3 separate regions of the Homo sapiens genome follow, and all the other regions are linked to region 3. A link is a contact called in ENCODE Hi-C or POLR2A ChIA-PET data. All regions are on one chromosome and are shown on one strand. Each heading gives the region's core, a stretch centred on a gene start or an enhancer-like site at or near the end of the contact. The rest is flanking DNA. Distances are from core to core; before and after follow the strand shown. Region 1 holds the start of LRRC41 (leucine rich repeat containing 41). Region 2 holds the start of PABPC4 (poly(A) binding protein cytoplasmic 4). Region 3 holds the start of YBX1 (Y-box binding protein 1).

Region 1 (2,942 bases), core at 293-2,792, 3.6 Mb after region 3:
CCAGCCCAACTGGCCGGTTCGCCCTCCCCGGCCGTTCATCCCGGCGCCCCAGGCCGCCCTCCATCCAGGCCCGGCCCTTTGGTCCCGGCCGCCTTCAGGCCTGGGGCCCCCGTTCACTCCCATTCAGCCCAAGGCCTCTTGGCGGCGCCGCGCCCCCTGCCACGGCAGCCCGGCAGTCCGGGATCCCCGGGCCGTCGCCCCGCTTGGGGCCTCCTTGGCCCTTCCCGCCTGTCCGTCATTCGAGCCTCCCTCGCTTGTTTAAGCCGCTCCGGGCCCCCCTCCACTCGCTCTCCGGTCCCTCCTCGCCGCTCGAGCCGATCCGAGTGGCCTCCGGCGCTCCCTGTCCTGCGGGTCGCACGGTCGCTCGGTCGCTTAGTCAGTTTGGCACCCGAGACCCCGGTTGTCGGTTCGCTCCCGTCAGCCCTGGGCCGTCAGACAGGCCGCGGCGCCCCGACCCTTTCGTTCGGCCTCTCCCCCTGCCCCATTCCCTCGCTCTCCAATCTGCTGTCCTCCCCTCCGCCCATCGGCTTGGCCTCCGGAATCTCGACCCCCGTGGCGTGTCAGGCAGATGCTGGAGCCCCGGGGCCATCAGTCAGGTTCGGTGGCCCCGGGCCTGGCCTGGCCTTGCCTTAGGCCGGGCCTCCTAACCTCGGCCCCTGCCCTAGGGCAGCCGGGCCATCGCTGCCCACCGGTTCGACATCCGAGACTCTCCTGCCCGGCCCAGCCGAGTGTCAGTTCGCGCGGCCCACAGCCGCAATCCAGCCTCAGTCGCCCGGGCCCAGCCTGCTTCGCTCCAGACCGGGCCTCCTGGCCTCGCCCCCCGCGCCCCCGAGCCAGGCCGCGGTGCGGGTCAGCCTGCCCATTTAGGTCTCCGTCTTTACTCTGTCCAGCCCTGTCAGTCACAAAATTCATTCTCCGATCCTACGAGCTGGCTTTCAGCGCCCCAGGCTGGGCCTTGCCCCGGGCCTCCCGGCCTCGCCCCCCGCGCCCCCCGGCCGCTGGGCCGCCCCTTGCTCTTAGCCAGAGGTAGCCCCTCACCCCGCGACTTACCCCACACCCCGCTCTCCAGAACCCCCATATGGGCGCTCACCGCCCGCCCGCACAGCTCGAACAGGGCGGGGGGAGCGTTGGGGCCCGAGGCCGAGCTCTTCGCTGGCGCCGCCTCCCGGGACGTGGCCTCCATGGTCGTTGCCGCCGCTACCTCACAGAACCAGCAACTCCGGGCGCGCCAGGCCTCGGGCGCCGCCATCTTGGGGAGGTGCGCGAGCCCGAGAGTGTCGCCCGCGGACCGCCATCTTGAAAAGGTCAGCAGTTAGGACGGCTCCATAAGCGATATGGGGAAGAATGTGAATTATTCTAAAGAAATTTCGAAGAAATTAGCACACTTTCCAAGTCTCTTAGGAGCTACTATTTTAGATAAACTCCTAGATCAATTATACTTGGGTGTGGTATGACTAAGGGGATGTTTCTTAGCAAAGCCTCCTCGGGTGCAAACATCAGCTACCCCTAACCTCTGCCTGCGGCTGGTAGTACATGCCAATCTGAGCATGTGTTCGCGACCACGATGAGTGTGCCGCACTTCCGGCCAGATCGCCGGATTTCCGCTGAGTGACCCTTACAAGTCCTTCTTGATCCTGAACTGGGTTAGGTGCCGCTGTTGCTGCTCGTGTTGAATCTAGAACCGTAGCCAGACATGGGACTGGAGGACGAGCAAAAGATGCTTACCGAATCCGGAGATCCTGAGGAGGTAAGGCAAGGCGATCCACTCGGCCCTCTTCTCTGCCCTGAAGCCCAGGACCTAGCCCGCCAAAACACGCACGGGGCCCTCTTAGCCCCCAGTTTACCCTCTAGGGTTTGCATAGTCGGGAGCTCTAGTTCCCTCGACCTTTCCCCAGAATTCGTCCGGTGACTTTGGACAGATAGATGACTAGTTTTTCTCTGGGCCTCGGCTTCTGCATTCTGTGAATGTAGTGAAGGTTTGAGAGCGAAAATGTTTTGTGGACTAAAGTCTTGTAAAAATATGACCTATGTTTGCAGTCAGTCAGATGTTCTGAAGCCCGCGTTTCACAGATTTGGGGAGCAAACAGACCGCCTTGCCCCAGCTCAGGTTAGGAATCCCTACCACATCTTCTATGGAGGTTCGGAAGACCTGGCCTTGTGTTCCTTTTCTTTGAGGAAGGTGTGTGTCTTTGGGGACAATGAAAGAATGTACGATGTGATTCTGTGATGGAAGAGGGAGCTCTTTCCCAGAGAAAGAGTGCTGCTATAATTATTGACTGCTTGCTATTCCAAGTGCTTTATATGCACTAATTAATTTTTTTTTTTTTTTTGAGATGGAATCTCGCTCTGTCGCCCAGGCTGGAGTGCAGTGGCGTGGTCTCGGCTCGCTGCAACCTCCGCCTCCTGGGTTCAAGCGATTCTCCTGCCTCAGCCTCCCAGGTAGCTGGGACTACAGGTGTCCGCCACCACGCCTGGCTAATTTTTGTGTTTTTAGTAGCGACGGGGGTTTCACTCTGTTGGCCAGGCTGATCTCGAACTCCTGACCTAGTGATCCGCCCACCCCGGCCTCCCAAAGTCCTGGGATTACAGGCGTGAGCCACCGCGCCCGGCCCTAATTCATTTCATCTACACACTATTCCTATGAAGTAAGTGTTGGGTACTATTAGTGCCATTTTTACAGATGAGGAAACAAGCATAGAGGTTAAATATCTTTTCTAAGGTCATGCAGCTACCAAATTGGTGCAGCCAGGAATTGCGGCCAAGCAGCGCGGTTCTAGAACCAGGACTCTTATCAATTTTGCGACACAGCTACTAGTTGTTTCTAATCTCATTTCCTGTCCGTCTGTTCTCTGGTCACTTGGGGGCAGCCATTCTGGGCTGTGGGTTCAGAATAATTGGAGACTTATTTATCCCTTAATTTTTCTAGTCTTATTATTTCTAAA
Region 2 (3,112 bases), core at 173-2,672, 3.1 Mb before region 3:
ATTGTGTTTCAAACGTCCCGCCTTTTTGGCCAGCCTGTGAGGGGCACAAGCAAGGATCTCTAACAGCCCAGCCCCACTGACAAGGACCACACGCAGTGGAATGCCAGTGGCTTCACTCTAATCCTGTTTTACAGTCTCCTTGGTTTCCAACCCCACTACCAGCAACACTAATAAGTAGCCCAAGGTCACCCAGTTAGCAAGTGGTAGAAACAAGATTGAAACTCGAGTCATCTGATGCCAGGTCCGCGTTCTCAATCTCCGCACCCTGCTCCCAGCTTCGGTGGCAACATGCTGTCGTGATGCCGCCCTCCTCGGCAGGAGGGCCCTGCCAGAAGACGACTCCCGGGGTCCTCCGGGCTCCCACGCACGTGTGGGCACAGCTTCTACTCACCGTCGGCCGGCTGCTGGAAGTTGACGTAGGCATAGCCCAGGGAGCGGCGGGTGATCATATCGCGGCAGACCCGGATGGACAGCACAGGCCCCGCGGGGCTGAACTTTTCGTACAGCATGGCCTCGGTGACGTCCGAATGCAGGTCGCCCACGTACAGGGAGGCCATGGGGTAGCTGCTGGCCGCAGCGTTCATCTCCCCGCCCCCCACCACCCCGAGCCCCGCCAGGAGGACTTCTTATCGGGCCCGCCGCAGGACAAAGGGGCGCCTTCGGAGCCCGGGCCCGCGCCGCGGCTCACAGGTGGCACCGGCGCGGCGAGGACGAGCTGGAGTCGGCGGGCTTGGAGACGGGACGGAAACGGGAGGCGGGGGCCGGCTCCCACGGCCGCAGCACCGCAGACAAAAGGCTCTCCGCACAATACGGCCCTCCCCGCGACTTTGCACTTCTCCGCGGTCCTGGTGCGAAGCTCCAAATTTCAAAAAATCAAAGTAGGAAAAAAATTAAACGGGGAATCCCCTTCCGAAGGGTAAAAATCCTTTAAGAGGCGACCGGACGCTGCCCACGGCGGCCTCGGGGACACGCGTTTCTCTATAAATATAGGCCTCGGGCTCCGGCGGTTTAAGATTACAACCGCCGGGGCAGAGGGAAACCAAATCTTTGTGGGCGCCGACTCGGCGAGCCCCGGGCGGGCGGCGAAGGGCAGCACGGACACGTGGTGCGCCGGGGCAGGCGCGGGGCGCGGGGCTCGGGGCCCGAGCGGGGGGAGGGCACGGCGGGCCGGGCGGGCGGCTCACCCCCGGACCGACGGACGGAGACCGACGGACGCCAAGCGCTGCGGCGGCGGGCGCGGGGCAGGCCGGAAGCGTACGAAAGTGACTTCCCCGCGGGTTCTCCGAGGATTCGTTTTTTCTTTTCCTTTTTTTTTTTCAGGATTTTGAAGCGTTTTCAGATTTTTTTTATCTTTTTCTCTTTTTTTCCTCAGGCTGCGAAGCCCGAAAGCGGCGGAGGCGGCAGCGACCCGGGGCGGAGAGAGGCGGCCGAGGGAGCCACCGCTCCATTTATACCCGCCCGCCCCGGGCGCTGCTGGTCGAAGGGCGCCTCGCGACCTGGGCGCAGTCGTGCCCGCCCACTCGGCCCGGGGGCCCGAGGCGGGGCGGCCACGCGAGAGCGACCCGGCGCGGCCGCGCGGCGCTACAGCGACCCCTGGCGCCGGGAGGACCGCCCAGCTCGCGGCTGCGGGAGACCCCAGGGCCCCTTTCTATAACAAATAAATCTTAACACCCTCCCACCCATCACCCGGGAATGGAACCTAGGAGCCATTTAACCTGCACACACGCATGAGGTTTAAAATTAAATGGTATGGGGCTGGGTGCAGTGGCTCACGCCTGTAATCCCAGCACTTTGGGAGGCCGAGGCGGATGGATCATGGAGGTCAGGAGATCGAGACCATCCTGGCTAACGCGGTGAAACCCCGTCTCTACTAAAAATACAAAACATTAGCCGGGCGTGGTGGCATGCGCCTGTAGTCCTAGCTACTCGGGAGGCTGAGCAGGAGAATAGCTTGAACCCGGGAGGCGGAGGTCGCGGTGAGCCAAGATCGTGCCACTGCACTCCATCCAGCCTGGGCAACAGAGTGAGACTCCCTCTCAAAAAAAAAAAAATTAAATGGTATGCCAAATTGTGAAATGAAGGTGACATAAAATAAGTTAAAATAAAATAATAGGTGGTCCAATAGGTAAATGTCTGGGTCCAAATACAATAAAGATTTGAGAAGTTTTCAGGATACCGTTGACCTAGAGGTAGAATCGTCAGGAACTAGAAATGCAAGCAGTATCCATGGGTGATGGGATTTTCTGAAAAGATGAGCACATTTTGGTAAAGCTTCAATGAAACCAAACACAAGCATCCCCTCTATTGACATGCTGGTGGCATTCCCGGACATTTAGTTTGTGTTTAAGGGCACAGAAATACTTTCTGTTCCTATGTTTAAAGTTTCTTCTAGGCTTGGATAATTATAAAAAGACTTTTCATCTGCATGAGAGTCTGGCAGGTCATTTGAAAGTCGTATCACAGGCCAGGCGTGGTGGCTCACGCCTGTAATCCCAGCACTTTGGGAGGCCGAGGCGGGCGGATCACTGAGGTCGAGAGTTCGAGACCAGCATGACCAACATGAAGAAACCCCCGTCTCTCCTAAAAATACAAAAAGTAGCCAGACATGGGGGTGCATGCCTGTAATCCCAGCTACTCAGGCGGCTAAAGCAGAAGAATCGCTTGAACCCGGCAGGCAGAGGTTGTGGTGAGCTGAGATCATGCCATTGCACTCTAGCCTGGGCAACAAGAGCGAAACTCCGTCTCAAAAAAAAAAAAGTCATATCACTTTATAGGACTATGTTATATGGGACTGTCCACACGCATTACAAGATATATAGCATCCCTTCTTCCATAAGTGCCAGGAACCACCTTTGCCATCACTGTGAAAACCAAAAACAGAAATTGCCAAAAGACACAGACATCCCCCTTCAAAAGCACTGATTTAAGTAAATGACTAAAGAAATATGTGTATTTATATATTAATTAATTCAAATAAATGGTTAATCTGAGCCTACTCTATGCCAATGTCAATACAGGGGCTGGAGATACCATGGTGGACCAGAAGTCACTCCCTCTCTCATGGAGTTTATATTCTAATAACTATATTAAATCAAGAAACATTGGCTGGGCA
Region 3 (3,378 bases), core at 158-2,657:
GTGGAACTCACAGGCCTAGACGGCATTGGTAGGGGTAAGGAATACTGCATTAGCCTCCTAACTGCTTTCTCTACTTCCATTCCTTGCCCCTCTGCAACCCATTCTCCACTCCGCAGCCATTTTTAAAAAGATGCCCCTCCCTACTTATGACTCTAAAATTGCTCTTCTCACTCTTCCCCTCAGGATATATTTCCAATTAAATATACCTAAGTGACTGCCCACCTCTGCAACCCAATGTCACATTCGAGTCTTACTGAACTACTTGACTGCATTTCCCGAGATCTCACCTCTTCTCGCCTGTACCCTGTGCGCGGAAAGTCAGCCCTCCACCTTCTCCCTGCTTCCACTCCCAAAATACTTCGTGGTTTTGCAGCTCTGGAGTATTTACCGTGTTGGCTGTTTAAATTTCTGCCTCCATCAGAAGGCAGAAACTGACTCGCGAACTATTCCATCCCCAGCCGATAGTAGACGCTTAAAAAAGAACGAAAGAAGGTGGGTGGAGGACTTCAGTAACATCAGGTGGCAGCCTCAATTTTATCGTTTGTGAAACGTGGATAGTAATCCCTCTATCACGTGGCTGTTGCAGGAATAAAGTGAAAAAACAAAACAGGCTAGCTTGTTCAATAAATGTGAGTTGAATTAAATCTGATTTGTGGTCAGTAGAAAAAGATGTGAATACTTGGAAAGGAAGACACATTTTTTTAAATATATGCCTGGTAAAACGGATCAGAAGGCAGGTCCCCATGGAGCACACCCTCGCCCTAAACATGCTGAACCCGGGCTGCCATAGCCTGCGTGGTCCCTCCAAGGTGACTGCTCCGACAAAAGGGTACGCTCTTCAAACGCATACGTTTAAGGCAATTCCAGAAACCCTCGGCTGTGCCGCGACTACACGGCCATTAAAGAAAAGACGACTCTATGCCCGCCGTAATGTTCTCAGATCACAGGGACCGTATTTGGAGCTGGGAGGGAGGGAAGCCTTTTCTTCACGGGGGGCTAAGGCGTCTTCGAGCCCCCTTCCAATCCCGGGTCCGGCCGGGTAATCCCTGCCCAGCGTTCGGGCGTGCCTTTTTTTCAGCCGAGACACAACCCTGAACGTGGGGCCCGCCAGCCCGGCGGCTGCCTCGTGGAAGTCACGTTCCTTCTGCCCGTCCTCTCGGGTACTCTATGGTTTTCGTGGCCGACTACTCTAATTCTAGTTCCGGTCTCTATGGCGGCCGGCGGAGGCAGGAACGGTTGTAGGTCGACTGAATTAGCCGCCAAAGGTCCAATGAGAATGGAGGACTGATAAAATATTAGCCAATAGAAGCTAGGGATTGGGGTCAGGTGGGCAGATTGACAGTACCACTGGCCAGTGAACAACGCCTAGGGCGGGTCGCTCGTAGGGCTTATCCCGCCTGTCCCGCCATTCTCGCTAGTTCGATCGGTAGCGGGAGCGGAGAGCGGACCCCAGAGAGCCCTGAGCAGCCCCACCGCCGCCGCCGGCCTAGTTACCATCACACCCCGGGAGGAGCCGCAGCTGCCGCAGCCGGCCCCAGTCACCATCACCGCAACCATGAGCAGCGAGGCCGAGACCCAGCAGCCGCCCGCCGCCCCCCCCGCCGCCCCCGCCCTCAGCGCCGCCGACACCAAGCCCGGCACTACGGGCAGCGGCGCAGGGAGCGGTGGCCCGGGCGGCCTCACATCGGCGGCGCCTGCCGGCGGGGACAAGAAGGTCATCGGTGAGGACCGGACAGGGACGGGGGTGGGGCCCTCGGGCAGCCCAGCAGCGGAACCGTTAGCCGGAGCTGGGCGAGCCGGCGGGCGCGCGGCCGGTGGGCACCGACTCCGCGGCGCGCGGCCGCCCATCCCCCCCGTCCCCCCCTCACTCCCTCTCGCGGGGACCCGCCCGGCAGGCGCGCGCGCACTGCCTCCCGCGCCCCCTGTGGACCCCGCGCGGCCGCGCGCCCCTCCCCCTGCGGCCGCGCGCCGCCGACCGCGTGTGCGACGGGGTCCCCTCCCCGCCGACCGGCCTCGTGCGCTCGGGCCCGCACGCCGTTGTTCGCGTCACCCCCACCCAGCTCCCTTCCGCGTGTGCTCGGAGGGCGCGGCGCACCGCCTACGCAGGCCGGAGCGGCTTCCCCTTCCCTCACGTGCTCTCCGTCCGCGGCCTGCGCACACACCCATCCTGGGGCCCGCGCCCCGGGCCTGCCCTGGAGCGCCCCGCGCTTCAGACTCACCCACGTGTGCGGCGGCGGCGGCGACTGCGTGGCCCCGCACCCGGGCGGTGGAGAGAAAGGGCTGTCAGGTGGCCGCGGCGGCCGGCGTGCGAGGGACCGGATGCCCAAGCCGGGCGGATTTGGAAAAGGATAGCTGGTAATCGTGGCTTGTTTTGCTTTGTTTTCTTTTCCAGCAACGAAGGTTTTGGGAACAGTAAAATGGTTCAATGTAAGGAACGGATATGGTTTCATCAACAGGTGAGCTGCCGGGCTCTGAAGCCTCCATCCCACCTTCTTGCTTGCTTCCTGCTCTGTCGGCTTCTCGGGGCTTGGGAAGCCCCAATCCACAGCTCTGTTCTGAAAGGCGTTTACTACCTCTGGTGTATTAGTATGATTTTTTGTTGTTGTTGTTTTCCTTGATTAGGGATTAGTGGATCTAGAGAATGCCTTTGTTTTGCAGCTAAATATTAATTTGAAGCTAACTTAAAAGGCTTCGTCACAGTACAAAGCAATTCAAAAGGCAAGCGGAGTGAATGAGCCATTCCTTAACAGGGTAAACGGGAAACTACGGTCCAGTACATTTTTATCCTTGTCATCTTTTTCTACTTTATTGAACTCGGTATTTGAGAATGTGATCCACTGACATCGGATATTTATACATTGTTAACGTTTTAGGGTAAGAGGATTTGACTATATGAGGTTTTGTCATCTTTACCGAGAGGTTGTATTGCCTTTGTTTCACGTTTCATTTTAATACCTGAGATAAATTTTGTCTTAGCACAGCTTTGACCAGAGAGAACTGTTTTTATTTGCTCATCCAGTAAATAATATATTTACAAGAAAGTGGTTTTTTTTCCTTCTTCCGTTCTTATTTTTCATTCTTCCTTGTCCTAGAATCATAACTGGTTAAGTCGATTTCTGTTAGATCCCTGGCTGTAGCTTATTAGAGTGGCCATAGTCACTGGTAACTTGACATTTTTCTTCCTGTTTGAAGGCAAAGCTGCAGACACGTCTTTAGGACTTACCCTTCGGGTTGTTTGTAGGAGTGGTGGTGGTAACGTGCAGTAGACGCACTGTATTCCATGGGCTCCCTTGTAAGCCGGGCATCATTTTCAAGATGGCTGCCAAGGCTAGTAGTGCTAGTTACATGGGTGCAGAGCACTGGGTATGCCAGTAGCAA

What was found. Hi-C counts contacts between places; a loop is a spot of excess contacts on that map. ChIA-PET counts read pairs that join two places held with the same protein, here RNA polymerase II (POLR2A). Pooled maps may share reads with other maps.
Region 1: a map of B cell shows a loop between it and region 3 (31-fold over the local background). The contact joins the promoter of LRRC41 here to the promoter of YBX1 in region 3. A Hi-C loop is called at or near these places in 1 of 168 maps with a recorded cell type or tissue (B cell) and 5 of 50 pooled maps. POLR2A ChIA-PET finds 5 or more read pairs at or near these places in 1 of 52 experiments (B cell).
Region 2: a loop to region 3 is called in a map of CD8-positive, alpha-beta T cell, with 7 times the contacts of the local background. The contact joins the promoter of PABPC4 here to the promoter of YBX1 in region 3. A Hi-C loop is called at or near these places in 2 of 168 maps with a recorded cell type or tissue (CD8-positive, alpha-beta T cell and naive thymus-derived CD4-positive, alpha-beta T cell) and 6 of 50 pooled maps.

What each region holds. Positions count from the first base shown.
Region 1 is chr1:46,302,074-46,305,015 of GRCh38, forward strand. LRRC41 (leucine rich repeat containing 41) reads right to left here and starts at 1,543. Exons shown (of 10, transcript NM_006369.5): 1 at 1,051-1,543. The coding sequence starts at 1,249. It overlaps UQCRH (ubiquinol-cytochrome c reductase hinge protein), which reads left to right and starts at 1,625. Exons shown (of 4, transcript NM_006004.4): 1 at 1,625-1,747. The coding sequence starts at 1,694. RefSeq lists enhancers at 1-48, 1,079-1,478, 1,214-1,797, 1,798-2,379 and silencers at 1-298, 329-398, 749-898, 929-978, 1,029-1,088.
Region 2 is chr1:39,575,368-39,578,479 of GRCh38, forward strand. It overlaps PABPC4 (poly(A) binding protein cytoplasmic 4), which reads right to left and starts at 1,423. Exons shown (of 16, transcript NM_001135653.2): 1 at 392-1,423. The coding sequence starts at 584. RefSeq lists enhancers at 108-227, 248-297, 798-867 and a silencer at 1,368-1,677.
Region 3 is chr1:42,681,011-42,684,388 of GRCh38, forward strand. It overlaps YBX1 (Y-box binding protein 1), which reads left to right and starts at 1,408. Exons shown (of 8, transcript NM_004559.5): 1 at 1,408-1,721; 2 at 2,393-2,456. The coding sequence starts at 1,556. It also overlaps a transcript of PPIH not described here. RefSeq lists an enhancer at 1,064-1,113 and silencers at 1,554-1,753, 1,944-2,053, 2,164-2,313.